Regions from separate parts of the Homo sapiens genome. Here all the other regions are linked to region 1. A link is a contact called in ENCODE Hi-C or POLR2A ChIA-PET data. All regions are on one chromosome and are shown on one strand. Each heading gives the region's core, a stretch centred on a gene start or an enhancer-like site at or near the end of the contact. The rest is flanking DNA. Distances are from core to core; before and after follow the strand shown. Region 1 holds the start of COX7A2L (cytochrome c oxidase subunit 7A2 like). Region 2 holds the start of ATL2 (atlastin GTPase 2). Region 3 holds the start of PRKCE (protein kinase C epsilon). Region 4 holds the start of SOS1 (SOS Ras/Rac guanine nucleotide exchange factor 1).

The links. Hi-C counts contacts between places; a loop is a spot of excess contacts on that map. ChIA-PET counts read pairs that join two places held with the same protein, here RNA polymerase II (POLR2A). Pooled maps may share reads with other maps.
Region 2: a map of naive thymus-derived CD4-positive, alpha-beta T cell shows a loop between it and region 1 (22-fold over the local background). The contact joins the promoter of ATL2 here to the promoter of COX7A2L in region 1. A Hi-C loop is called at or near these places in 1 of 168 maps with a recorded cell type or tissue (naive thymus-derived CD4-positive, alpha-beta T cell) and 8 of 50 pooled maps. POLR2A ChIA-PET finds 5 or more read pairs at or near these places in 1 of 52 experiments (Panc1).
Region 3: a loop to region 1 is called in a map of CD8-positive, alpha-beta T cell, with 15 times the contacts of the local background. The contact joins the promoter of PRKCE here to the promoter of COX7A2L in region 1. A Hi-C loop is called at or near these places in 3 of 168 maps with a recorded cell type or tissue (CD4-positive, alpha-beta memory T cell, CD8-positive, alpha-beta T cell and naive thymus-derived CD4-positive, alpha-beta T cell) and 6 of 50 pooled maps.
Region 4: a loop to region 1 is called in a map of natural killer cell, with 16 times the contacts of the local background. The contact joins the promoter of SOS1 here to the promoter of COX7A2L in region 1. A Hi-C loop is called at or near these places in 2 of 168 maps with a recorded cell type or tissue (B cell and natural killer cell) and 11 of 50 pooled maps.

The regions. Positions count from the first base shown.
Region 1 is chr2:42,357,379-42,363,957 of GRCh38, forward strand. COX7A2L (cytochrome c oxidase subunit 7A2 like) reads right to left here and starts at 3,839. Exons shown (of 3, transcript NM_004718.4): 1 at 3,712-3,839. The coding sequence starts at 3,783. RefSeq lists enhancers at 3,012-3,756, 3,530-3,849, 3,757-4,500, 3,870-3,929, 4,490-4,579 and 1 more and a silencer at 4,130-4,299.
Region 2 is chr2:38,374,704-38,381,282 of GRCh38, forward strand. It overlaps ATL2 (atlastin GTPase 2), which reads right to left and starts at 2,570. Exons shown (of 13, transcript NM_001135673.4): 1 at 2,440-2,570. The coding sequence starts at 2,557. RefSeq lists enhancers at 1,662-2,163, 2,164-2,663, 2,490-2,739 and silencers at 1,990-2,489, 2,710-2,869, 2,940-2,989.
Region 3 is chr2:45,647,712-45,654,290 of GRCh38, forward strand. PRKCE (protein kinase C epsilon) reads left to right here and starts at 3,964. Exons shown (of 15, transcript NM_005400.3): 1 at 3,964-4,737. The coding sequence starts at 4,390. It overlaps LOC102724965 (a long non-coding RNA gene), which reads right to left and starts at 3,504. Exons shown (of 2, transcript XR_005647119.2): 1 at 2,254-3,504; 2 at 1,016-1,672. RefSeq lists silencers at 2,394-2,493, 3,124-3,223, 3,394-3,863 and enhancers at 3,239-3,533, 4,022-4,642.
Region 4 is chr2:39,117,513-39,124,091 of GRCh38, forward strand. It overlaps SOS1 (SOS Ras/Rac guanine nucleotide exchange factor 1), which reads right to left and starts at 3,539. Exons shown (of 23, transcript NM_005633.4): 1 at 2,824-3,539. The coding sequence starts at 2,910. RefSeq lists enhancers at 2,409-2,488, 6,336-6,505, 6,536-6,579 and a silencer at 2,689-3,408.

The sequences.
Region 1 (6,579 bases), core at 2,589-5,088:
GCTCACTGCAGCCTCAATCTCCTAGGCTCAAGTGATCCTTCCGCGTCAGCCTCCTGAGTAGCTAGGACTACAAGTACGCTTCACCATACCCAGCTAATTTTTCTTATTTTTTTTTTAGAGACGGGGTCTCACTTTGCTGCCCAGGCTGGTCTCAAACTCCTGGCCTCAAGCAATTCTCCTGCCCTGGCCTCCGGAAACACTGGGATTACCAGTGTGAGCCACCGCACCTGACCTCTATTTATTTCTAACGGTAAGCTAGACATCACCACCTACCTCCATGTCCTTCTGACACCTCACACTCATCATGTCCAAAATTCACTCCTAAGCCCATTCAGGAACACCCTGTCACTGTGAAAAGCACCAATTCACCAATCATGCTGAAGCCCTCCCTCCTCATCCCCAACATCTGTCTCATCTGAAAGGACAAACTACCACAACTCTGCATCAAGTTGCTCTGCAACTTCCTACTAGTGCCTCACAAAATTAAGTCCTTACATACTAGGCCCTTCATGATTTACCTCCATCCTCCACAGTCAAACTTACCTACCCAATGCTTCTCCTCCAGACCCCCTCCCTTCCTTCACTCTCACAGTTCCCTTTACCTAGAATACCATTCTGCCATCTTAATTGGGAGAGGAATTCCTAGATCACACAGTAAAATTACGTTTCCTTTTTTAACAAACTGCCAAACTGTTTTCCAAAGTGGCTGCGTCATTTTACCATTTCCACCACAAATGTAACATGTTTCGTTTCTCTACATCCTCACCAATACTTGTTATCATCTGTCTTTTTGATTCTAGGCATTCTGGTGGATACTAAATGGTACCTCATTGTGGTTGTGATTTGCTCTAATAACTGAAAATGTTAAACATCTTCATGTGCTTATTGGCCTCAATTTATTTTTGACGCAATTCAGAGAAAGGTAAGGAAGATGCCTTTCAACCAATGGAAAATGCCATCCCACCAACTGCTTGCTGTCAAGCTGACTTACAAATCTCTACCTGTGCAATTGTTACAGAACCACCTTTTCCATATTATGTTATTTAGTGCATGGCAAATTATTCACTTTACTTACTACTACAAATTACAAACATCTTCATCGTATGTTTCCAGGAAAGGAAAAAGCTGAAGTACTCCTAATTACCAAAGTCAGAGCACCTAGTTGGGAGGGCACCTGTCACAATCACTCAGAAATTTACAATTCATATAAAGCCTACACAGTATCACTTCTTTTCAACATAGTTTAAGAAATCTTTAAGTAACTAAGAAGTTCAAATTCTCAAGAGAAACACGATTCACGAGGAGAGGTACTAGAAATCTGAAAGCCCTATCTATATCAAACTCATCGCAAGGTAATCTCTGCTGAGCGCCCATTTTATTACAATATGCCAGTTTTTAGTCGAAAAATTTACTTTTTTCTTACTAAGCAACAAAACCTAGATTATGCTGAAGATATATTAAAAGAACATAAACCAAGTGTGGTGGTACACATCTGTAACCCCAGCCACTCAGGGGGCTGAGGTGACAGGACTGCCTGAGCCGGGGAGTTCGAGATCAGGCTGTGCAACACAGCAAGAACCTGTCTCAAAAAATATTTTAAAAAAATAAATAAAAGAACATCTACTACCACCAACAGAATAAACTGTGATATATTTATAAAATGAAATCCCACAGAAGAATAAGAGGATAAAAGGAATTAACTACTGATACGTACAACACGGACTAACCTCAAAAATATTTTTTGAGCAGCCAGACACGGCGGCTCACATCTGTAATTCCAACATTTTCAGAGGCAAAAGCAGGACGATTACTTGAGCTCAGGAGTGAGTCTACAGTGAACTGTGACTGTGCCATTGCACTCCAGCCTGGGTCAGAGCTGGTTCCATTTACATGAAGTTCAAAAAAAGGCAAAACTATCTATTTATGATGATAAAAGTCAGAATAAGAAGGTGGCAGGGATTGACAGAGGGTACAAGGGAACTTCCTGGGATGATGTAACATCTTGCATATTGAGGGAGGTGTGGTTATACAGTACATGGGTTTGTCCAAACTCATCAAACTGTAACATTTAATATCCATACACTGGAGAATACATTTCATAGAAGCAGATGATAGAAATGGCCATTTTCTCACATAATCTGTAAAAGAAGTGCAACACTGCTGACTATTCCTTCCTTACAAGTCATTACCAATTCGGTTTCAGTGAGACCACACTGGTTTCCCTTCTCATCCGGACTATTCTTTAAACACATTCTCCTTCTCCACCCTTCCCTCATGTTTCTATACTCTAACTATAATCCAACCTTTCTTCCCTACAAATTACCACCTATGGGCTGAAGACACCCAAGTTTATTAAACTCCATATTCAAAAATCTAGCTGCTACCAAGCATGACATATCACAAACTCAACATTTATAAACCCTAAACTCTTCCTTCCCGTTCCCACCGCAACTCCCCCACTAACCCCCGAAAAAAAAAAAAAAAACTTGCCCTTCTTATCTGAGATTAGAATCATCTGTTTTTGTTTTTAGAGACAGGGTCTCACTATGTTGCCCCAGGCTGATCTCAAACTCCTGGGCTCAAGCGACCCTCGGCCTCGGCCTTCCAAAGTGCTGTGATTTACAGGCGTGAGCCACGGTACCAGACCTGAAATCTTTCTTAAACATCTGCCTCTTGGGCAAGCTGCAGTGTCCCACAGAAAAAGGAAATGAAGCAACAGTAATGGAGTATCCTTTACACCTCATCTGGGCCCCTCACTACTGCAGTCTAACTGCGTATCTCACCGACACTTCCCACACTTCTCTAGAGGATTAGGAGGGAATATACTATCTCAGACAGCTTCTGGTGAACAGTTAACACTTATCCAGAACCAACCACCTGCCCAAACTGCTAGTCACTTGACACACTTCATTTAATGTGTACTAACGCCGCCCTGGATGAAACTGAGCTCACAATAAATTAAATAACTTGGCCAAGGTCACACAATTAAAGCGGAAAACGCCATGATTTGAAAAGGCACGTCTGGGGCTCTAAAATCCCTCATGTTTACCCCCAACACATGCTGGAGAGTCAAACTCCAATTGGTAGAATCTGCGTGAAATGGAATACTTTTCAGACAACCCAAACAACGAGCATCTGTCAAATATTTTACAATCGGGAAAGTGTAACCTCGCTGCATGCAACTTCCCTCCCTGGACGTGTTAAGTAACCTGTTAAATTTCCCAACCCAGATCATAGCCCCCCAACCCCCTGCACCATGGTTTCTCTAAACGCCTTTATAGCCCCGCGCTCTCTAATCTCGAGCTCAAGTGAGGCTGCCTATGGGGCTCTGGCAGATGACAAACGACAAGGAGGCCGAAAGCCAGATGTCTTCGAATTGAGGGAGAAGGCCGGACCTCTGACTCGGGTCACACTGGGGACCCCCACAAACCATCCCTTTTAGACAAGTGACCCCGGGGGTCACCTTGACCCCTGCAGTGAGCCAGACCAAACTTCCACGCCAGGCCAGCCCCCGCCAGGTGAGCAGGTACACAAAAAGAAGCCTCAGTGACCACCGTACGCTGGTGTGGAGAGGCCCCGGGAGGTGCAAGGAGAACAGAGACGAACTCGACCGCGGGCAGAAGCCTCCCCTGGCTCCAACGCCGCGACTGCCTGTCGCCGAGGCTAGGGCCGCCACTTCTCATGTCCGAGCTGGCCAGGCGCCACTCGTACCTGCGGGCTATAGGCCTCCGAAGCCCATGCTCCTGCCAACTTCTGCGTGAAGCCACTAAACTTGTAGTACATGACGCCCAGAGTCCGGCTTCCCGCATCCGCTGCCAACGCGACCGCCCCAGAGAAGGACCCCGCCTCCCCGGCTGTGGTCCCGAGACTCAGCGCAAGGACCCGGTGCTGGGACTAGGGCTGCCCGAAGATCGCCTAACTTAAAACCTGCACACTTAAGCCGCATTGGGGAACCAAAAGCCAGGGTTCTCAGGACCACGAAAGGCAAAACCAGCTCTAAGAGAGCACGCAAAGTCGCTGTGGCGGAGTCTGTAGGAAATATGAAGTTCCCTCTTTCCCCCATTCAGATTTGGGCAGTGCCACGACAACTCAAGAAATGCGCAAGCGCTCCACGGACTAAGCCCGGCGGACTAAGCCCGGCAGTGTCGGAGTCAGGTGGAGCATGCTTTAGGAGGGGCGGGCTCCAGGCGGGGCCTGGGGGGGAGAGGGCGGTGATTGGTGGGCGTGGTCTGGGTAGGGGCGGGGCTACATCGAAGCCGGTTGGGAATTCCACCATCCGAGAGAGTCTGTGCTGCGGAGCCACCGTCTGGTCGTCGGGTTGAAGGCGTCTCTTGCTTTACCGAACTTTAACTGATCGTAGTCTCATTTATTTCCTTCCGACCTAGAGCACCTCTTATCCAGAAGCCACCACCTGCTGTTGCTCAGTCTGCCCAGGAGTATAGACTTGTCGGCCAAGCTTCCCCTGGCAACCTGGGAGTTGAAGCAAATAAGAAAATTTGGAAGCACCTGCTGAAGGCTGTTTAGTACCCAGGGCTGTTGGGAGATTTGCCCCAATAATATAAAAGTAGCCTCCTGGGCTTTGTGCAGAGGAAATACACATGCAGAGTGATCTAAAGCTCAGGTACCAGGATGTAAATGTCACACGGTTTCTCAGAACTGGTTTTTATTCTCACCTGAGTTTTAAGGTCATTGATTATTCATCCTTTTCCTGGCCTCTGCTCTTTGCGATAAATGAGGTAGGGGGAGGGTGATCAGAAACACTTGTAAAATCTGGACCTTGAGCCTGAAAGATCTGGAACTACCACTTTCAGTTCTGGTAGTATTCGCTTCAGTTCAATTTAAATATGTCTGTTAAGCCTGTGCTGTGTGCAAGGTACTGTGTAAAAGGAGTATACTAGTTTCTTACTCTCCAGGGATGGACTCAGGCTTTTCTTAGCTTCATCATCTAACCATAGGTTTACACAAGCATATTCTAGATGCACTTATGAAATCATGTTGCAAATTGATGGATGATACTAACCTATATATAGCATTGCCCTAAACTCATTTAATCTTCACAACAATCCTATAAGGTAAATGCTATTATCATCTCCATTTTAGAATACAGGAAAATGACGCCTGGAGAAGCTAAGTAACTTGCTCAGGTCAGGGATAAGTGGCAGAGCTAGGCATTTGGCTCAAGACTTCCTACTGTTAAGCACTATGTTACAAATAAATAGATATGAAGCCATTCTGAAAAGAGGAGGATCAAGGCTGAGCATTCCAGGGTGAGGGTGTACACCAGCATCCTGGTTGCAGGCTTACGTTCAAGAGCCCCAAGTATTCAGCACCGCCAATATGTTGTAAAGGTTTCAGCGAATTCATGTAAGCCAGCCCAAAGTTGCCACTTTTACAAAGAGACACTGTGATATAATGGAAAGAACATGCAATTTGGGTTTATGTCCATATTTCTCCAAGGATAAGTGGTTTGGGACTAGTGATTTCCTTTTTTTTTTTTTTTTTTTTAAATTCTTTTTGAAACAGGGTCTCACTCTGTCCCAGGCTGGAGTACAGTGGTGTGATCTCGGCTCATTGCAGCCTTGACTTCCCAGGCTGAGGTGATTCTCCTACCTCAGTCTCCCGGGTAGCTGGAACCACAGATGCGCGCCACCACGCCTGGCTAATTTTTTGTATTTTTAGTAGAGATGGGGTTTCACCATGTTTCCCAGGCTAGTCTCAAACTCCTGGGCTCAAGTGATCTGCCAAACTCAAGACTCCCAAAATGCTGGGATTACAGGCATGAGCCACCGTGCCAGGCCCACCCCATGTTTTGATACTGAATAGATTCAGGAAGATTTTTCTACGACAAAAAGTTCGACTACCTCAAAAGAAAATGATCCATTGACATTAGCCTTCTTGAGTCCCAGGCGCTAGCAAATATTGAGTGAAAGAAAAAGCCTTTCATAGAGTTTAGATTGAAAAGAGAAATTAAATGATTTGGGACAGCTACTGTCTCCATCCCACTGACTTCTGGACATATTTTGGAAGAAGAAACGAAAGAATATTCTCTAACTTTTAGCAGCACTAAGGTGTACCAGCTTCTTTTATAAGGTGCCTGTCAACACTGGTTATTTTCTTAAAGTTCCTGCCATCTGATTTTAGATCCTGCAAGACATAAATTAAGAATCCTGAAAATGTTACAACAGCCAGGCTGTTCAGTGGGAGATAAAATGTCAGTAGCAGAGTGTGGGTTGGGATGTCACATGGAATGGCTGATCATGGGAAGATTTTGTCTCATTTCCCAAATAAAACACAGCACACTCTGACAGTACTAAGGCACCCTATTCTCATTCGTATTTGCATATCCCATCCAACATCAAAGACAATCTTTTTTTATCACGATCCCTTCAGGTTGTTCCCCACATTCTATTCTGAAGGGAAGTGACCACGACTCAGAGTAGAGAAGCTTGCCAATCACCAGGTGAACTGAGTGAGTGCAAATGCCAGTCCAGCTCCTGGTGAATCTGAATGCCGCTGCTTCTCCATTTGTGAGGGGTGTGTGCTAATGGCCTCTGGCAGGCCGCTCTGTGAAAGCGCCTG
Region 2 (6,579 bases), core at 1,320-3,819, 4.0 Mb before region 1:
TCCAGCATTATCAAACTAGTTAATCAGTCTCCCCGTACTCTTAGCAGCTAGCTGCCTAATACCAACTGTGGAAAAAGCCTAATTTTGGAAAAGGTCTAACAATTTCAAGAAAGTTACTTATACTTGTGAATATTCCAAAACTTTAAAGTTACAATACAGTCACAGAAAAACGAATCCTGAAATACACCTATGTGCACTCGACTTAAGGCCATAATCTTATTTTCACTCAGGGTTTCTTTTCCCTATAATATCTTTACTGTAAGGCAGCTACTTCTCCCTAAATAATTTCGAAGAATTTCAAAACACTTTACTAAATAGATTTAATCATATCTACAGAATCCTATCAACTTAAAAAGCCAATAAAATGAGTACTTATTTGCTTTCTAAAGATCCTACATTCCTAAAAGAATAAACACAAAGCCTCTCCCTAACACTAAACTACTCAAGTGACACTTGACCCCAACTTGGTTTTTGAAGCTATTTCTCCAGGAAGCAGAGGGAGACAAAGAGTTTCTACACAGTCAAAAATAGATGAGTCCTTTTCATTCAGTCTGTTTCTTCTCACTTTAAACACAAATCCTACCAAGCTCATTTAGTTTTTAACTCATTAATGAGTGACTCGGAGCAAATTAGCAGGTACAGGGACTGTTTTAGGCAATCATTTGCTAGGAATGGCTATCAAGTGAAGGTCTTGCTGATCCGTCCTAAAAAACAAAGGACAAAAACCTATGAGTAGCAGACAAAAGCATTTATTAAATAATAAATGGTGGGCCCTATTTCAACAACAATCTGAAGAGTATCATCTCTTCTCAAGATACCACAGCACAACAACGTTCACAACCATAACTGAAGTATAAATTTATGTTTCTTCTAATAAGGTAAATACATAGAATATTTTGAAACTGCATCTAAAACTCTTACCTCAAAAAAAGGAAAGAAAGAAAGAGAAAGAAAGAAAAGAACACACACTTCTTCCCCTAGGGTCCAACCAAAAGAGCGAAATTAATCCATCCGCATTCCAAAACAATTAATTACTTAAGAAATCCAACCAGCACACATCTAAGGCGAAGCTGCTTCTTTGGTAGTTTTTTATTCTACAGAGTGCTACCACTGTACAAACAGTCAAGCGTTTTGGTTGGCAGACAATAATAAAATAAGCTTTATTTCCTTTTCTTCTTCCCTTAGCAAAACTCCAGTCTGTCATCACCTCTGACATGCGCCAAGAACTACCAGGAATGATGAAGTATATTTCAAATAAACTTTCCTATTAAAGTGAGTCCTTGTGGTTAACATCATACCAAAATGCTTTACATTTTATCCAGCAAAACCTTTACACACCGTAAAAAAAGAAATCTTAAGACACGAGCTCGTATCTGTATTTAATAATAAACTCTTATCTTGGCCGTACTTACCAAATCGTAGGCTTTTACTATTTATAAGCCTTTGAAAAAACTTTATGCCTTTCTTAAGTACCATCAAAATTTTCAATCAGGATTTCATGCGATCAATTCGCACCACAGTGAGAGATCAAACGCTAAACTCCTATAAATAGGGGTGTTATGAGTGAGAGGGATACACTGCGCTGCCAACGCAACTGCGTCTTCGAGGGGGCAGGGGCGCTCCTGGTACACGTACAGTAGGAGCTCACATTCAGCAAAACCAGGGAGCCAAGGATCAGGTGACTTCACACTACAGACACTTTCAGAGTGATCAGGCCTTACTATCGTCCAAGTGACTCGTAAACGGCTCATAACCCCAGTTTGACACGAAAATCTAGACTTGCACCCTAGCCACGCACAACCCGCGCGAATGGGTTCGGGAGCCGAGGAGCCCCGAAACGCGAGCCCGGGGACAGAGCCCTGGCCTGCGGACTGCGGTTCCCTCCAGGAAGGGTGTCTAAGGAGCTTTCGGACCCGGCAGCAAGGTGTCTGCTCCCCGCGCGACCTCCTCCTCCGCGGGGCCCATCATGCCCTGGCCACCCCTTCCTCCCTGTCCGCGTAAGGGACAGCGAACGCCCACCAGCTAACGGGTCGCCCCGCCGCGTCCGGAGCTCGCCGGACGGAGCGGAGCCGCAGCCGACCTCCCCGCGCCCCGGGCAGGCGGCCACGGCTCAAGGCCGCCCCCTAAGGTCGGGGCGGACACGGCGGCAGCCACGCGGCGGGCTGGCGGGCAGGGGGCCGGGCCGGTCGCAGACGCGCGCGCCACTGGTTCTCCCAGCAGCTACTGGAGCCGCGGCCCACGAGCCGCCCTTTCAGGCCGCGCGCTGCGGGAGCGCGGGGCGCGGCTGAGGCTAGGCCCGGCGGGCAGGCGCGGCGGCGGGAGGAGACCTGAACCAGCCGCGGACTCCGACCCCGCCGCCTGCGGCCGGTGCCCGCGAGCCCGAGCAGCGAGCGTCTCTCCCCATCAGGGCCCCGCGGCCTCTGCCTCGCTGGCCCGTACCTAGGGAGGTCGTGGACGAGACGTGGTTAACCGCGGCGCTTGGGTCGCTGGTCCGTCGCCGGCGCCACAGCCCCTGGTGCGGTTGCTGCCCTCGCGCTGCCTCGTCCCCCTCCGCCATCTTGTACCGATTTAAAATTAACTCCCCACTGACGTCAAACGCCGCCGCCGCTTTATCAACCTCCCGGGAGCCGGCGGGGTGGCCGGCGGGTCCTAGCGCCGCTCTCCGCCTGTATCTCCTCGCCCTCCGCCTGTATCTCCTCGCCCTCCGCCTGTATCTCCTCGCCCTCCCTCCGCCCCCGCCCCGCCCATCGCTCGCTCGCTCCGCCCTCGCCCTGCCCGCCTGCAGATCCGTCTCCCCGGCTCCAAGTTTCTGGTTGGACTGGGGCGGGGGTGTCCCTGCCGCCGCCGTCTCACACCCCCACCTCCCTGAGCTCAGCACCACACCCCCTTAGCGCTGGGCCAGGCTCTGCAAACGCAGAAGGGAGCTCCAGAGAACTAAGTCCCTCCCTCCCAATTCGCTTTACATCTCTAATCGTTGATTCGTGCGTCCTGCACGTGAGGTGGCTTTCGCACCCCTTCTCTCCTTTTCATCGCCCCCTCCTCATCACAGCCATTCCCCTCCTCTCTCCCCATCCACCCCCCAAGTTGTTGCCAGTGCCCTGCTTTTCCTCTTGATCTTTTCTTTCCTCACCCAAGTCCCTACTGTTGCTTCCCCTCCCCCCCACCATCCTAAGGTTTGTTTGCATTCGCTCCCCATCTACTTATGAGACCTTCCCCCATCTTCTCAACTGTGTATACCCTGGCCCTGTGCTCCTAGCACCTTGCAGAGGCATGCCAGAAAGCACTCTAATCGGAAAATGAATCGTGGCAGGTTCTTACCTAATTGTGATGAACCTTCTTCTGGGGATCCAGTGACATCCAGTAGAAAGTTCAGGTCACTTTTTAAATTACAAGTCAGCCCGTGGAGGCGTCTGTGAAACATGATCCCTTTGGATTTTTACCATACTGCCAGCTGCATTAGAAATTCCTCTTCTCCAGTAAAAACAGATGTCCGGGTGTACAAACAGCTGTTTTGTCCAGGTCTTTTCATAAGTCTAAAATTCACAGCATGCACAATCTCTAGAAAAGCACTGGTGTTATTAAAGCTTTCAAAATACCATTCTAGGTAGGGCATGGTGGCTCACGCCTCCCGGGTTCAAGCAATTCTCTGCCTCAGCCTCCGGAGTAGCTGGGATTACAGTCCCCCGCCACCACACCCTGCTAATTTTTGTATTTTTATAGACACGGGATTTCACCATCTTGGCCAGGCTGGTCTTGAGCTACTGACCTCGTGATCCACCCGCCTCAGCCTCCCAAAGTGCTGGGATTACAGGCGTGAGCCACTGCGCCCGGCCCATCCAAATATATTTCAACAGAATATGGAGTTTGTCATCATTGTCACATAAATCTAGGAGAATAACTATATACGTGTTCTTGGCAATATTCTTTGAGTTACTAAGATTCTAGTTCTGGGACTTGAACCACCTCCACAATCTAAAGTACAGTTACCCTTCCCCCTCGTTCATATTGATGGCAGGATCTTTATCAACTTGTTAAGTGATATTCCTCTTACGTCCTTGTGATATATGATTTGGAGAGCTCACTTTGTCAAGACATTTTCTGTTTTATCATTGGCCTGAAAAACGTAGTATTGAAAAGGAAGAAAAAGAAGAAGCAGAAGCAGAAGAAGGAGGAGGAGGAGGAGAAGAAGGGCAAAAAAATCTTCACGAGGATTGTTCTACAAAGATTTATTTACTGTCATTTACTCACTAAAAAACATTTGCTTAGGCACATAGAAAAAAGAAACCATTTACAAACAGCACAGCATAGGCCATTTGCTAAATTAAGGTTGATACAGTCAGTGACAACAAAAAGCTACCTGAATCCTTACCAAAGTGCAGTGTTCACCTAAGCCAAATCACCCTCTATGCTTAGTATAGGCAGTCCTTTGGAAGATATTGAATATCTTACATGTAATAAAAGACCTTATGGTTTCCCTCACTGTGCCTTCGATTTTAAGGACTTCAATTCTATCTACTAATCTAGGCTGCTACCCCATGTGTTTCGTGTTTTGCTTTGCTTTTCTCTTTTCTTTTCTTTTTTTTTTCCTTGCCTATGTTCTTCTCTTTTTGGTGTTCTGCCTATCTTGGCTCCCAAACCCACTCTCTCCCCCATCTGTGGTTACTATGCCTGAATCAAGAGAGGTCAAACGCTTATTTAAAAAAAAAAAAAAAAGGCTGGGTGTGGTGGCTCATGCCTGTAATCCCAGCACTTTGGGAGGCCGAGGTGGGGCGATCACCTGAGGTCAGCAGTTCAAGACTAGCCTGGCCAACATGGTGAAACCCCATCTCCACAAAAATACCAAAATTAACTTGGCATGATGGCGGGTGCCTGTAATCCCAGCTACTCGGGAGGCTGAGGTGGGAGAATCACTTGAACCTGGGAGGTGGAGGTTGCCGTGAGCTGAGATCGTGCCATTGCACTCCAGCCTGGATGACAGCGTGAGACTCCATCTCAAAAAAAAAAAAAAATAGGCTGACCCTGGGTACACTGCCTGTGAGTTAGCCCTACTCCGCAAGGAGCAATACCATTCAAAAAAGACTGCTGCTTAACACCACCAGCTCAAAAAAAAAAAGAATTAATTAATTAATTTTTTGCTGTCCGGAAAAAAGTCAGTGATTCCTAAGGAAAATTTTTCCTTGCCACCTCTCAGGGAGACATTCCGTCTTATAACTCTTCTATGGGAAAGCACGGGGTACTGAGAATATGAGAACTGACAAGAACTTGCCCTACAATCATTTTAACCTTCATGGAGATGGTGTAAGATAGAAGGAATGGGCCAGGCGCGGTGGCTCATGCCTATAGTCCCAGCACTTTGGGAGGCCAAGGTGGGTGGATCCCTTGAGCTAAGGAGTTTGACACCAACCTGGGCAACATAATGAGAGCCTGTCTCTACAAAAAATACGAAAATTAGCCAGGCACGCACCTGTAGTCCCAGCTATGGAGGAGGCCAAAGTGGGAGGATTGCTTGAGCCCATGAGGTCGAGGCTGCAGTGAGCCAAGATCACACCACTGCACTCCAGCCTGGGTGGCAAAAAAAGAAAAAAGATAAAAGGAAAGTTCCTCCCTGTGAGAGGTAGAGATTTAGATATCCATTAGTGGAAACCACTCACTTGCCTGGGGTGATATCAGATGGACGGGGCAAGGTTAGAGTAGAGAGAAGCCAAAGACAAATATAAAGCAGTGTTGTCAATAGAAAAGGTGTTGGATATTGCTGAGGCTGAAATGAGATAAACTACACTCTCCGAGAATGAAAAAGGCTGTCTTTGTTGTGGGCAAACTGCATCTCTGCAGACCTTGTTATCTTTTCAGTGATGCGTTTCCTGAAAGTTTTGTTTAAGCTACACCATGCTTGCAAACTGTTGCTCCTTTTCTTGTGCAAGAATGGTTGACAGAAATGAAGAAGTTGTTTCTCTGAGACTATGTGAAATTCTGGACGCAGGCAGAGCTGCTTCAGGGCCAGGTTACAAAAAGCAGAACAGGGCTAGGAAATTTTCCTCACAGACCTGAAGCACTGGAGGTACTACAGAGCAACGAGCTTGACTCAGTCGCCAATATTCTCATGATGGACTCTGTAGGCTCCGTTCGTTGACCTGAGGGGTACAGACCATTGATTTGTCCCAGAAGTTGTACAGTGACTGTGGCTAATGAACCGATTTGCCACAGGCGAGGCTTCCTTTGGGGGAGGGGCCAGGGAGGAAATATTTTGTAGGGACAGAGGGAAATCGGAGTTCCTGCTAGAGTAGATGTGGACAAGAAAATGGACTCTAGTCTTGGCTTTATGTTTGTACTTGAAAAGTAAGTAAATAGAAGAGAATAGAATAGGGACTCTGGGTTATTGACTGGCAGAAAAATTTTATTTATATCCAAAGCTAGTGATTCAGGGTCATTGGGATAGACCTTCTAAAGGAGATTAAATTAAGAACATCAAGAATTGCCAGGTGCAGTGGCTCACGCCTATAATCCCAACATTTTGGGAGGTCGAGGGCGGGGTGGGGGGGCGCGGATCACAAGGTCAAGAATTCAAGACCTGGCCTGGCC
Region 3 (6,579 bases), core at 2,714-5,213, 3.3 Mb after region 1:
TATACAGAGTGTAAATCATCTTCAGACTTGGATCTTCTCTTTGTCTAATACCCTGTTTTGAGGTGAGCCTTCTGGAGGAAAATTACAGAAGAGAAAAATATTTATCCATCACAAAATCGCCTTTGTAAAGTATTAACTCTAGTTATGCTGCTTGCCCGCTGGAATGTTTGGTGTCTCTCCAGGAAAAAGTTGAGACCCATCTGCAGGCCCTCTGAGGTCTTAACTATCAGGTTCCTACTTACTTCATCTCCTGTTACTACCTGCCACAAGTGGGGCACACCTGGCCGCTTACCTGAAGAGTCATGGCTTTCCTACCTGTACACATTATACTTTTTGCAGCCAGTACCCTTCCCTTCCCTCTTTGCTGCTGGAAGAACTCCTGTTGGAAAGCCTAGACTCAGCTCAAAGGATTCTGCTGGTTGATGCCTTCCCAGGCTCCCCAGGCAAAGGGGTGATCCTTCTTCTGTGCCACTCCCATCCATAGACCTATTGCAACACTGATCGCCCTGTCCTGGCCACATCTGTTGTTCTATTCTTTTCTCATAAGCCTTAATTTTGAAAGGAGAAAGGCTCCATTTTGGTCATCTTTGTTAAATTATTGTATCATTTTCTTCCTTCTCACAAAGATTATGAAATAACTAGGCCATAGTTGGAATCCAAAGGTCATTTTACTCAATGTATATGCTAACCACTGTCTTATCCTTTGGGATTGGAGACAGGGGCTGAGGGAAGGATGAAGCTGGCAATAATTTCCTATTGGAATTTTACCGTCTAAGCCCCCTCCTTGGGATTTTCTTTTCACATGAAACCTGGAGCAGGGGGTTATTTTGGACCTGGCATCTCCATGATGTCCCTGGGGAATTCAACTTTTCATTTGGCCAAGTTTGAGAGTAGGAAGGCGAGAGATTTATTTAGAAATAAGGAGGTAATAAGGGCAGGAAACTAGCAGTGTTTGCATGCAGACTACCAGCATTCTCCCTTTTTATGTAAACATTAATCCAATACAAAACATGTATTTTGTTTGACAAAGTCTTTTATTACCCTTGCTCCAAAAGAGTTGCTGTAATGGAAAGGAGACAAGCATTGGTCGCCCTTGAGAATTGCAGTCTGGTGATTTACACGGAGTAACAGTCTGCTGAGCCAGCATGCTAGGAAATGGTGCTGGAAGTTTGTAGGTTGTTTTAAGACAGTCACTGAGATGGTAACAGACCCTATTTAATATATTTGGGGGCTGGGCATGGTGGCTCCTGCCTGTACAAGACTTACCCAAAGCAAGTAATGAGAACATATGAAGCACCAATTAGTCAAGGATCCCTAACTCCATGAAATCCTTGACTTTCCAGACTTCCCAACAGGATCAGGACTAGGGTGAGATGAGTGACGCACTCGGCTCAGGTACAAAATTTAACAGGTGCCAATAAACTCAGTAGTATAAATATTTTAGTGCAATATTTAAAATTATTTAAAATGTGGATATTGTGTCCATTCTGGATTCTCACATTTTTATTTTTAAAAAATTGTATTAAATCTTTATCTTGATTACGTTTATTGGTACCCTTTACATTTTGCCTCTGAAAAGTATCTCACTCATCTCACTTTGGTGCTGGCTCTGCTTCCCAAATGCATTTTCAGAAGATCAAGCCATATTTGCCACTGCCTTCCATCACATGCCCTGGAAAGGGGGAAAGAGGCTTCATGAGAATAGCAGAGTGGAAGGAAGAAGCAAAAGGGAAAAAAGTAATAATCAAAGAAATAAAAATTAAACAGCAATGAGATACCCCTGCTTGTGCTTTGTCAAACGGACATATTTTAAGATATCGTATCTCCAGCTGGGGGAGTGACAGGGTAAGACAACCATTGAAATCCTGGCTTTTTACATCGGAGCTACCTAGATCATACGGAAGACTGAATCTTAGCACCATCTCTACCCAGCTGCCCTGTTCAACAGGGCAGGCTGCGAGAAATTACTGTATTAGGAAGCTCCAGAGCGGTTGCAGGCAAAGGCTTTGCCTGTTCTTAGGAGATGGCCCTAGAACTTTTCGGATCATTTTTGGGACGTGTTTGCTGCACTTGATATCCTGTTTTTCCAGGGGACTGCCTCCTTCCTCGCCTTTAAGCCTTTTTAGGCTTTTAAGCCGCAGGCAATGATAACCTTTACCCACTGAGGAAAAAGTGATCGGGAGGCGCGTTTTAAATTTTGGTTTACACTAACCAGACCCGCCAGATGAACACTCAGCTTACCACAATACCTACAAATTCCCAGACTTGACTTGGCAGAAGGGCGAGGGCGGAGGTTTTCTTTCCCCATTTGCATAATCCCCAGCTCCCCGGCAGCGGAGCCGACCTCTTCACCGCCGCCGTCTTCGCGGGTGTCCCAGCTGGGCCGCGCCCCGGGGCCCAGCGCTCCGGCCCTGCCCTCCCAGGTTCCCAGTCTCGGGCGCGGGGCAGTCCCTCGCCGGCCGCCGGCCCGGTCCCGGCTCCCAGCCGAGGAAATTTTTCCCCAGCAGCCCAGGGCTCTCCTCACGTGACCAGCCGCGGCGGTAGCTTCCAGCGAGAGTTTAAAGGTTACGGAGGAAATTAGCAAGGACACAGCCACTCGCCCCCCGGAGGGCGCGCCCCATTTTCCCGCAGCCCGGACGGCGGCTGTCAGCGCGCTGATCAGTGCCGAAGTCCCCCAAAGGGGCACCGATAAGGACCAGCGCAAACAGGAACAGTCACTTTGCAAAAAATAAGCAGACCACAAACCAAGCCGGGGCTCTACCGAGCTTTCACTTGTCAACAAGTTCTCGCAGCCTGCGAAGTCCAGGACAGATCCCAAAGGGGAGAATGTCCCCAAAGAAAGGCAAGAGAGAAGAACAGAGTTTAAAACTTCACCCGAGCCATGCTTGTCCCTCCCCCTTCCCCCTCCCCCACCGCCGTGGATCACAGCGTCCCGGGACAGAGTGACAGATGGGCCAGAACTCCGCAGACTGCTCCTGCCCGCCGCGGCCCGAGTGGGGGTGGGCAAGGGAAGGGTCCCGAGGCCTCTAGGGCAACAGGGCCCCCTCCACTCCCCCATCCCCGGCTCTAAAAGACAGTGTTGGCCGCAGGGTCCCCGAGAGATACGCGGCCCGGCGGGGCCCATCCATGGCCATCCACGGCCCCCGGCACGCGCATCCAGCCCAGCGCCGCCGCACCCCGGGGTCCCGCGCGGGGTCCCCGCCCCCCGGCTGACCCGCCCGCCGCTGCGACCCCGGGCAGCCTCGCCAGCTCTCCACCGTTGTCTCCTCGGCTCACTTTTTCCGTATTGCTCCCCCAACCGGCAAAACTTTCTATTTCCCCAAACACTGCCGTGCGCGCGCGCGCGTGCACACACACACACTCACACACACACACTCACACACACTGACGTCTTTTGCGCATTTCCTGCATTAGAGGGAGGGAGACTCGCTCGCACACCGACAGAGGGAGAGGAGACCGCGGGGGAGCGCGGGCTGGCGGGCGGCGAGCGAGCGGCAGCCGAGAGCGGGGACGCGGGGAGCGCGGAGGGCGGGCGCCGGCGCCCAGGAGGTGGGGCCGCGCTGAGTCGCAGTCCCTGCCCCGCCGCCGCGCTGCGCACCGCCCGGTGCTGGCCTGCGCCCCCGAGCCGGATCGGCGGCCGCCCGGACTCCGAGCCCGCGCGGATGTGAGATTCCGGGCTCCTGGCGCCTCCCGATCGCCGGCTCCGGCGCGGCGCTGCTTCGCCCAGGAGGCGGCGGCCCCGGCTGGCCGTGGGGCTTGTGGATTTTTAAAAATTTGGCTCCGAGGAGGACCATTTCCTCTCGACATGCATCCCTCCGGATAGACTGAACATCCCTCCGTTCACCCCCCCGCCCCGCGCGGTCAGAGGCAGGCGCTGAGTGTGCGAAGAGGATCCGGGTTGAAATCTGCGCCCCCGGTTCTCGTCCCCGCCCCGTCCCACCGCCCCATCCCCCTCCCGGAGTCGAAATTTCCCGGGATTATGTTTCGGAAAGGTAGGTAAGCGCCGGGCGCGGCGCCCGCTTTCCCGCAGTCCGGAGCCGGAGAGCCAGCGAGGCGGCGAGGCAGCCCCCGCGGCTTGCAGCGGAGCCGACAGCTCGTCTTCTCTTCTGGAGGTGCAGCTGGTGGTCGGGGGGAGAGACTTGCTCCAAACACGGACATCCCCCAGCTCTCCCCCCTCCCTGTTTTCCGTTAGGAACCCGGCGAGGAAATACATGCACTGGCTGAGAATCGCCCGCGCCAGGGCGCAACGCCACAAGGTGTAGGGAGTGTGCGGGGTGGGGCGAAAGGGGACCCAAGAGTCCCTGTGGCTCGGAGTGCCGGGCCGTCGGTTCTTCATTCCTGCCCTCGGGGCAGACGGAGTGACCCCGGCCCCCACTCCCCGCCCCGACCATGGTAGTGTTCAATGGCCTTCTTAAGATCAAAATCTGCGAGGCCGTGAGCTTGAAGCCCACAGCCTGGTCGCTGCGCCATGCGGTGGGACCCCGGCCGCAGACTTTCCTTCTCGACCCCTACATTGCCCTCAATGTGGACGACTCGCGCATCGGCCAAACGGCCACCAAGCAGAAGACCAACAGCCCGGCCTGGCACGACGAGTTCGTCACCGATGTGTGCAACGGACGCAAGATCGAGCTGGCTGTCTTTCACGATGCCCCCATAGGCTACGACGACTTCGTGGCCAACTGCACCATCCAGTTTGAGGAGCTGCTGCAGAACGGGAGCCGCCACTTCGAGGACTGGGTGAGTGCGGCGCCTCCCCGTCATTCCGGGAACCCGGTTGTGGGGTCCCGGGGAAAGACTCGCTGGTCTTGATCGTAGGGCTCCGGGACTTATTGACGACTGGGGTGTGTGTGCCTGTAAGTCTCAGTTTCCTTGGGGAGGTACACTTCACTTCATAGTTGGGGAGAAACAGGCATTGGCGAGGAAGATGAGACTTGGAAAGAGGATGTGGCCCTCTGCTCCCTCTGTGCCCTCCAGTTGGTGGGTGCTGCGGGAGGTTTGCAAACTGGGAGAGCCTGGGCCACTGGTGCTGAAGGTTGGCCGAGGACCCGGCTTTCTTCCGCAGGCGCGTGGTGGGCTGGCTGTGTGTGATTGTGTGTGGGTGGGTCCCTCCGTCCTTGGAAAGGCACGTGGAGCCTTTGACTGAAGGCTTCTTGCACGTCCTGGCTTTGTCCTGCTTAGCCGAGCGAGGAGTTGCTTTATTTTTCCCTCCGAGAGGAAGCTGGCTTGTTTCTATTCTCTTGCATGGTGGTTAGCTCATCTTCTGACATACAAGTAGAAAAAATGTGTTCTCCTCCAGGATGTCTCCTCTATGGTCCCAGAAACATCAGTCGAGCTTGTTTTGTCCAATTCATTGCCCATCCATGCAGAATGAATGTTGCATTTTAAGAAGGGTTCTGCTTGTGGGTAATTGGAAGTCAGTGCTTTGAATCTTATTTAAAGTTATATTGTTTCTCTGTTTTGATTGTCAAGATACTGTGCAATAAAAGACGATTTCTAAGTATGAGATTGAGTTGTTAATTGATTCCATTATTAAACTATTAAGGATTTGGAAAGAGGTCTTGTCTCAATCTACTATAAACCAAATGCATCCAGTCTTGGCACTTGGACAAGCAGAGAGAAGCAAACCTTCATTTTGCTTTTTGTGTTTGTTTTTGGGTTGTTTTTTTTTTTTTTTTTTTTTTTTTCTCTCTTCTTGGAAGGAAGGTATTAATTTAGGATGTGGATTTTTGTGTTTTCAGGTTTGTTACATGTTTCCAGCAAGTACAAGCGTTCCTCTGGAGGTATATGTTTTCAGGGTTCTTTGGTCTACACAAAAAGTGAGAGAGCTATCTAAGCCTCAAAAGTGGTGTAGAGCAATTGCTTTCTATTGAAAACCAGCTAACTTCATGAATGTCCTAGAGGTCAGAGGTTGCACATGGATCACTTTGGCATATCACCTTACATATTTTTTTCAAGGACACGGAGTTTTAGGGAAAAATAAGAGAGAGCCTGTTGTTTTTGTGCTCATGGCTGTGATGTAGTCTGCCTGAAACCATGGTTACGGTTTCACAGGGAAGCTCCAACAAGCCACATGCGTAGAACTCTAGATTTGTGGTTTGCACTTTGGAAAGCAGGCAAACCTTTATGGAATCCCAGAGAACTCCATGCCATTCTATTCTACTTCACAGATGTCCCTCATCTCTGCTTCCTTCAGCCCCCACAACAGAGCTCCCACTCATTCCCCATTTCTTTTCCATGCATGGCCTTTGGGCCCTTTCCTCATGAATGCAGTGCATATGAGAGGGGGAGTGGAAGGGATAACTAATTTCAGAGGTAGACCTTGACTCTGAAAACCTGTGATTTTGGAGTTGTTGTTTTTGGACAGGAAGGGGGTGGAAAAAACTTGACGCTGGTAGCTAGGAGATGGGAGCCTTTTGCAGTGTATGCAGATGAGGGGCTTGGACAGTGGGGCAGAGAGCAGGGATGAGGAGCAGCAGGTCTGCATTTATCCATAGAACAGATGTTGGTTGGAGGGAGAGTGTCTTTGTATCTCTGGTGATGCTTCACTGGGGCACACCCCAAACTCTGGGAGCTTCAGGA
Region 4 (6,579 bases), core at 2,289-4,788, 3.2 Mb before region 1:
AGGTTATGGTAGACAATCCAGTCAGAAAAGCAGGATGAAGCCAAATATCAATTGCTGTTAATTCTATGCTAAAAAGTGCACTTTAGCATAGGTTGAACTCAAAAGACATCAACAATTCTGAGTGTGACATGTTCAGAAGTGTCCTATAACTGGTGAGATTTGAAAAACAGAAGGTGAGGTGGGGGCCAGTGAACCCCATTAAGAAGTTATCACAGTAGTCTGACAAAGGAGACTCAATTAGAGAAGTCGGAGGAGGAATAGACTAGAAGAACATGTCAAAGGGAAATGAACATACAGGCTCTACCTGAGTGTGCACAGTAATACAAAGAAGCCAGAGATGACCCCAACATTTTAAACCAGTCAAATGTAACAATAAAGCCATTAATCGAGAAGAAAAACTGAAATGACAGGTGGAGGAGAGAAGTGATAGTTTTAGTTTGTATATCCCCTCACCTATTTATTCAAATTGAGTGCCTACCAGATGTCAAGCACTATAAGTATGGGGAATAAAATGTGGGTAAGATATCATCCCTGTTCTCAAGGAGCATCCAATCTAGTTATAGGCAAGTAAATAGGAACTTAAAATTCACAGAGCTAGGACAGGGTGCAAAAAGAAAACAAAGGAGTAATATCCAACTCAGCCCTGATGATTTGACAGTTCAGGTTGAGTGAGTCTAGAAGGATGAGTAGTGTTGGACCAGGCAAAGAAGGATGAAGGGACTAGCATATCCAAAGAGCCTCAGGTAAGAGTAAGAGAACACAAGTCGGATGTATCTACGAATAATTCAATAACAAATCAAAGGAAGAAATCAAGATATGGAGATATCCACATGAAATGTCCAGCAGGCAAGTAAAAACGTAGGTTTTGAGCTACCAACAGCATATCCAGATATGAAACATACTGTATTTTCAATCTTGTTTAGAATCATTGTTAGTGGCTATTTAAATAAGAATTGGAAGAACCTTACATATCAGCTAGATTATGTACACTTCCACCTCCTCCTATCACTTCTACTGCAAAAGTATCTCTAACTTAAAGTCAAAAGCTGTTTTATGTAAATATGCAAAAAGGACAAGTGGGGGCTGTGGTAAGGTGGAGATACATGACCTGTCTAAAGAAGGGAGCCATTTACTCAACTCCAGCAGTTTAGTGCCTCGCTTGAATACAGGCCCTAAATGACAAGACCTTCCTATTCTTCAAGAAAAGCCGAAAATTCAGGTTTTATGTAATATCTCCCATTTTCAAATATTAGCAACTAATTACATTTAAAAATAAAACAACACTATGCCAGCCAAACAAAATGCTTTTGTGGACAGATTTCAGCAAGGGCCACCAGTGTGGCAGAATTAAACAACGTCTGTCAACTCCTACAATATTCTTTCCACTGCTTCAAAGGATCCTCAGCTGATACCTTGGTGATTCCCCTGGGAAAGGAGCTGCTTTTGCCTCTAAGCAAAATGGCCCCTATTTGGCAATGCTTTATGAGTTCCTTTACACGTTTTTAAACAATTTCCGTGTCTCCCCTTACTCTATCCGGACACCAGCTTCTAGCATCACAGAGACCTCCTACACCCCTTCCATTACAAGCTAAGAAGTCAAACTTGCAAGTAAAGCAAAAGTAAGGAGTGAGAGCCTGAAGGGATTTCTAAGGAGTAAAGTATGTAAGATATATGGCATCTTTTCTTCTGTTTTTTAAAAAAAATTACATAGATGTTTGTGACTAGTCAGACACTTGAAGGGGAAAATGTCCGTAATTTAAGCCAGAAATATATGAGCAAATTCTCCTGAAAAACCAAATAGTTTCCACTGTAAGACAGCAAGAGGGACCGGAGGAGAACAGGGCAAAAGGGAAAGTAAAAGTTACTGGCCTTTGAGAAATATCAGACACCTTTTAATGTTTAGCATAAAAGGTAAAACATAATCTCCATTCTTAGTAGAAGCAGTTAGCATGAAACATTCTTTGAGCAGCAAGAAACTGGGATTTAGAAACACTATTAGAAGAGTAAAGCAATCTTTACAGAAAAGGTAAATGAAGAAAAGAAAACAAAAATAGTCTGGTTGTCACACTGCTGCTTTAGAAGCTTTAAAAACGTAAGAACACTTCCTAATTATACTAAAACATTTAAAAGCACAGATCGGGGGTATGTAACTTCAGGTAACAATGTAGCAAACTTAAACATACAAAGGCTAAAAATTCTTAACAAGCCAAATGACAGCACCAAGAATCTCGAACGCTGCAAAAACAAAACAAAACCCCCCTGAAATTGGTAGCATGTGCACCAGCCCCTGTTAATCGGAGGAGCGGGGGAAACCAGGAGAATGAGGAGTGAATACTGACGGCGAGCAGAGCAGGCCACGTTCCTACTGGCAGGCGAGCTCGCAATTCCTTTGAGCAAGCCTTACGGCCAGGGCATTCTCAAGCCACTAAAACCAGCGTACTGGACACCTAAAACGGTAGGCTGACAGCAGCTCCGGGCTAAGACCAAGAAGACGGAAAAGTGGCCTGCTTTGACCTCCGCTGAAAACTGAGGCTCCTCCAACTGTTGTTGTCCTGGAATCAAAGGGCAAAGCATTCACCTCTCAGGGGTTGGATTATCCGGATAAACTCCCCCCGGCTCCCTGCGGCATTCCCACACACCCGGTGGATGTCAACACCGAGAGCCAGCCGTATGAGGGGGGCCTCTCCGTGTGCGCCGTCCTTTTGGAGACGCGGCGAGACCGGGAAGAAAGACGGCCCTGCGCGCGCCCCGCCTCCCCAGCCCTTCCCCAGCGCCCGCGCTGGGGGGCTGCGGCCGGGAAGCGGGGTCCCGCGTGCTCCTCACCTTTTTCAGCGCAGGCACCAGTAGTCCCCGCCACTTGGGCGCGTTCTCTTCGCTGAAAAACTCGTAGGGCAGCTGCTGCGCCTGCATGGTGCCCCCGGGGCGCCTCTGGGCGGGGAGAGGGGCGGCGGCGGCCGGGCCAGGGAGCCGCGAGAGGGCGAGCTCGCAGCGCGGAACAGGGCCGCGGCCCCACCGGACGGCCCGGCCCCCTCCGGGCGCCGCGCAGCCGGGCTAGCCCTGGCGAGGGGGCTGGGGGGCGAGGCCCGCGCCTGGCCACCCACCCGACACAGGTACCAGCCGTGGAGAACGGACGCGGCCCGGAGGCGGCGGCATCCCGCACCACCGCCCCGGGGCCAGGCCCCCCGCCCCTCCCCGGCCCGCCGGCGCCGCCCCGGGCTGCCCTCTGCCGCGGCCGCCGCCCGCCCGCCGGGGCTGCACTCCCGGGCCCGGTCTGGCCCCGCGGCGGAGCTGGCGGCTGGGGGAGGACGTGTGGAGGGACGCTCCGGCCGCGGCGCCCGCTCCGCGTAGTTGGGACTCCGAAACGCAAGAGCCCCGGGCGGGGCGGAGCTGGGGCGGAGGTCTCGCGGGGAAGGGGAAGGACCGGAGGTCGTTGTTGGGGAATCTGGCTGCCCTGAGGTGCCGCCGCGGCCGCCGCCGCCACCGCCGCCGCCGGTGTAGCGCTGGAGCTTCCTACTAGCGAACTGAACCTGCTCGCTACTGAGCATGCGCTGCCGTGCTGGGCTGGTTCGCTCCGGGTTTTCCGGCTCCCGGTGAAGGAGGAGGAAAGCTCGAGAGAGAAAGAGAGAGAGAGACAGGGAGGGCGCCCGGCCGGGCTGTGGCTGCGCTCCTGGGGGCTGCAGGGGAGGGGCGAAGGGGCCCGAGAAGTCGCACCCTGGCAAAGTGGGGCCTGCAAGGGTGGGTGATGACTAGGGTAAAGAGGCTCCCCATTGTGTGGCCTGGCCGTGAGGGCTCCCACCCTTCTCGGAGTCCCTGGGCCCTTCGTTTCGGAAAGGGGTGTGTGTACTTTGTTCCTGAACACGAAGATAAGGACTGCCCAGAGCACGCAATGTATAGTAAACAGACTGGACAAAAGACAGGTGCTCTGTCACGAAACCTACTGCTCAGTATCTGCTGAGTAGTAGAAGTGATTGCGGTGTTTCTAAGTGGTCTTTCCACAAAATAATAAAATGTGTACGTGTAGTATTGATTTTGTGTGAATGTTTTAGATTCCCTCTGTTCATCTTTTAAACCCACTCCAGAAATGAACTCCAGTAAGCACTTTCCTCCAGTGGATATCGAGACCTCTTTTACAGCTCCTAGAGCACTGCACTTATGCCCCTCTCAGGGCGTTCAGTCTATTGTGTTTTGTTATCTTTTGCGGTTCTTTCGACTAGATAATAAACTGGAAGGCAGATCTTTTTCACCAGGGCCTCTACACAGTGTAGAACAGGCACTCAGTCAATGTTAGTGGAATGCTAAAGGAGCAGTATTTATAAACTGTCCCTCCAGGCCACTGTTTGTTTATAATAGGGGCACTTTGTGGCAGACACCTTATGATTTATCATTAATTATCATTTTTTTGAGTATCATCTCATTTAATCCCCATAGCAACCCTATTATTTTCATTTCACCGATAAGAAGGCAGTTTAGAGGAACTAGCCTGGGTTAAAGCTGACATTGTGTCCTGCTATTCCTGAGAACAGTAACCAGGATCACATAAACGAGAAAGGTTCAGTGGTTCTTAATCTTTACAGGACCTCTTTGAAAATCTGGAAAAACAACTCTTAGGTTATTTCCTTTAAAAATACACAGGCCGGCCAGGCGAGGTGGCTCATGCCTGTAATCCCAGCACTTTAGGAGGCCGAGGCGGATGGATCACCTGAGGTCAGGAGTTCCAGACTAGCCTGGCCAACACTGTGAAAACCTGTCTCCATAAGAAATACAAAAATTAGCCGAGCATGGTGGTGGGCGCCTGTAATCCCAGCTACTTGGGAGGCTGAGGCAGGAGAATCGCTTGAACCCAGGAGGCAGAGGTTGCAGTGAGCCGGGATCATGCCACTGCACTCCAGCCTGGGCAACAAAACCAAAACTCCGTTTCAATTCAAAAAAAAATATACACACACACACACACACACACACACATACACACAGACCGGCCGGGCGCAGTGGCTCACGCCTGTAATCCCAGCACTTTGGGAGGCCGAGGTGGGCGGACCATTTGAGTTCAGGAGTTTGAGACCAGGCTGGCGAGACCCATCTTTATTGTTTTATTGAAAAAATAAAAATATACATACTTGGTTTACATTTGAAAAACTCCCCACTTTCAAAGTGTGTGGAATGAAAGCTGGAATTATAGGCGCCTGCCACCACACCCAGGTAATTTTTGTATTTTTATTAGAGATGGGGTTTCACTGTATTGGCCAGGCTGGTCTCGAACTCCTGACCTCGTCATCCACCCGCCTCGGCCTCCCAAAATGCTGTGATTACAAGCCTGAGCCACCGCGCCCGGTCAGCCCTCTTCAAATATTTAAAGGGTTGTGATATGGGGGAAGAGATTGGTTTGTATGGTTCCAAATGAACCAACATCAAGCCTGTACCCCAAACTATTGCTTGGCTTCCCATTGCTCTTAGAATACATTTCAAACTTCTTACCGTACCCCACAAAGGCGTGCATCTGGCTCCTGCTCACATTCTCAATGTTTTCTCACCATTCACAACCTCGCCTCACCACACTCCAGTCACAGTAGCCTTCTGTCTATTCCTAGAAAACAACAACCTGCCTAAAGAACATTGTTCTTCTCTCAGCCTAGAACCCCTAACTGTTCCCTTGGCTGGTTATAAACATCACCACCTCCAAGAGGCCTTCTCCGATCACTCCAAGTAATTCTCACCTGTGTATTTCTACCTTATGTTCTTTTTATTTCCTGCTAGCACTAAATCAAATCAGTCCTCTATTTTTGGTTGTTGGTTTCCCTCCTGCCCCCAAATAAAATGTAAACTCCTAGAGAGAGAGAAACAATCTTTTTTTTTTTTTTTTCTTTTTCTGAGACAGAGTCTCATTTTGTTGCCCAGGCTAGAATGCAGGCGGAATCTTGGCTCACTACAACCTCCACTTCCCAGGTTCAAGTGATTTTCCTGCCTCAGCTTCCCGAGTAGCTGGGACTACAGGCGCACGCCACCAAGCCCGGCCAATTTTTGTATTTTTAGTAGAGGTGGGGTTTCGCTAGGTTGGCCAGGCTGGTCTCGAACTCCTGACCTCAAGCAATCCACCCACCTCCGCCTCCCAAAGTGCTGGGACTACAGGCGTGAGCCACCGCGCCCGGCCGAGATCAACAATCTTGTGCGTTTCGTTCTTCATTGGTTTTAATCGTATCCCCGGGGCCTACAATGCCTGCACACAGTAGGTAGCAATAAATATTGTCGAAGGAATAAAATGTGCATGCAGGAAAGTTCCAGGACTACATAATCAACGTTGTTTCCAGAAAACGGGCGATTTTCGGGGTGTGCAGGTAAAAAGCGTACATTCACTCACTCGGGCTAAGAGGTTGGGCATGTTGACCTCTAAGATCCCCTTCAACTCCGAATCTCTGATTTGACTGCAGAGGAAAACAAGCCCTAGAAACATGGGTTACAGCCTGGGCTAGGCTTGCTTAGCGGCCAGGGCAGGTTTTCACTAGCATGGCCGTTTGGGCCGTAGACAGGGCGGGTAACTGGAGAGAAACTGCAGTGAAGAGACTCAGTGCTTCGCAGCGGGGAGAC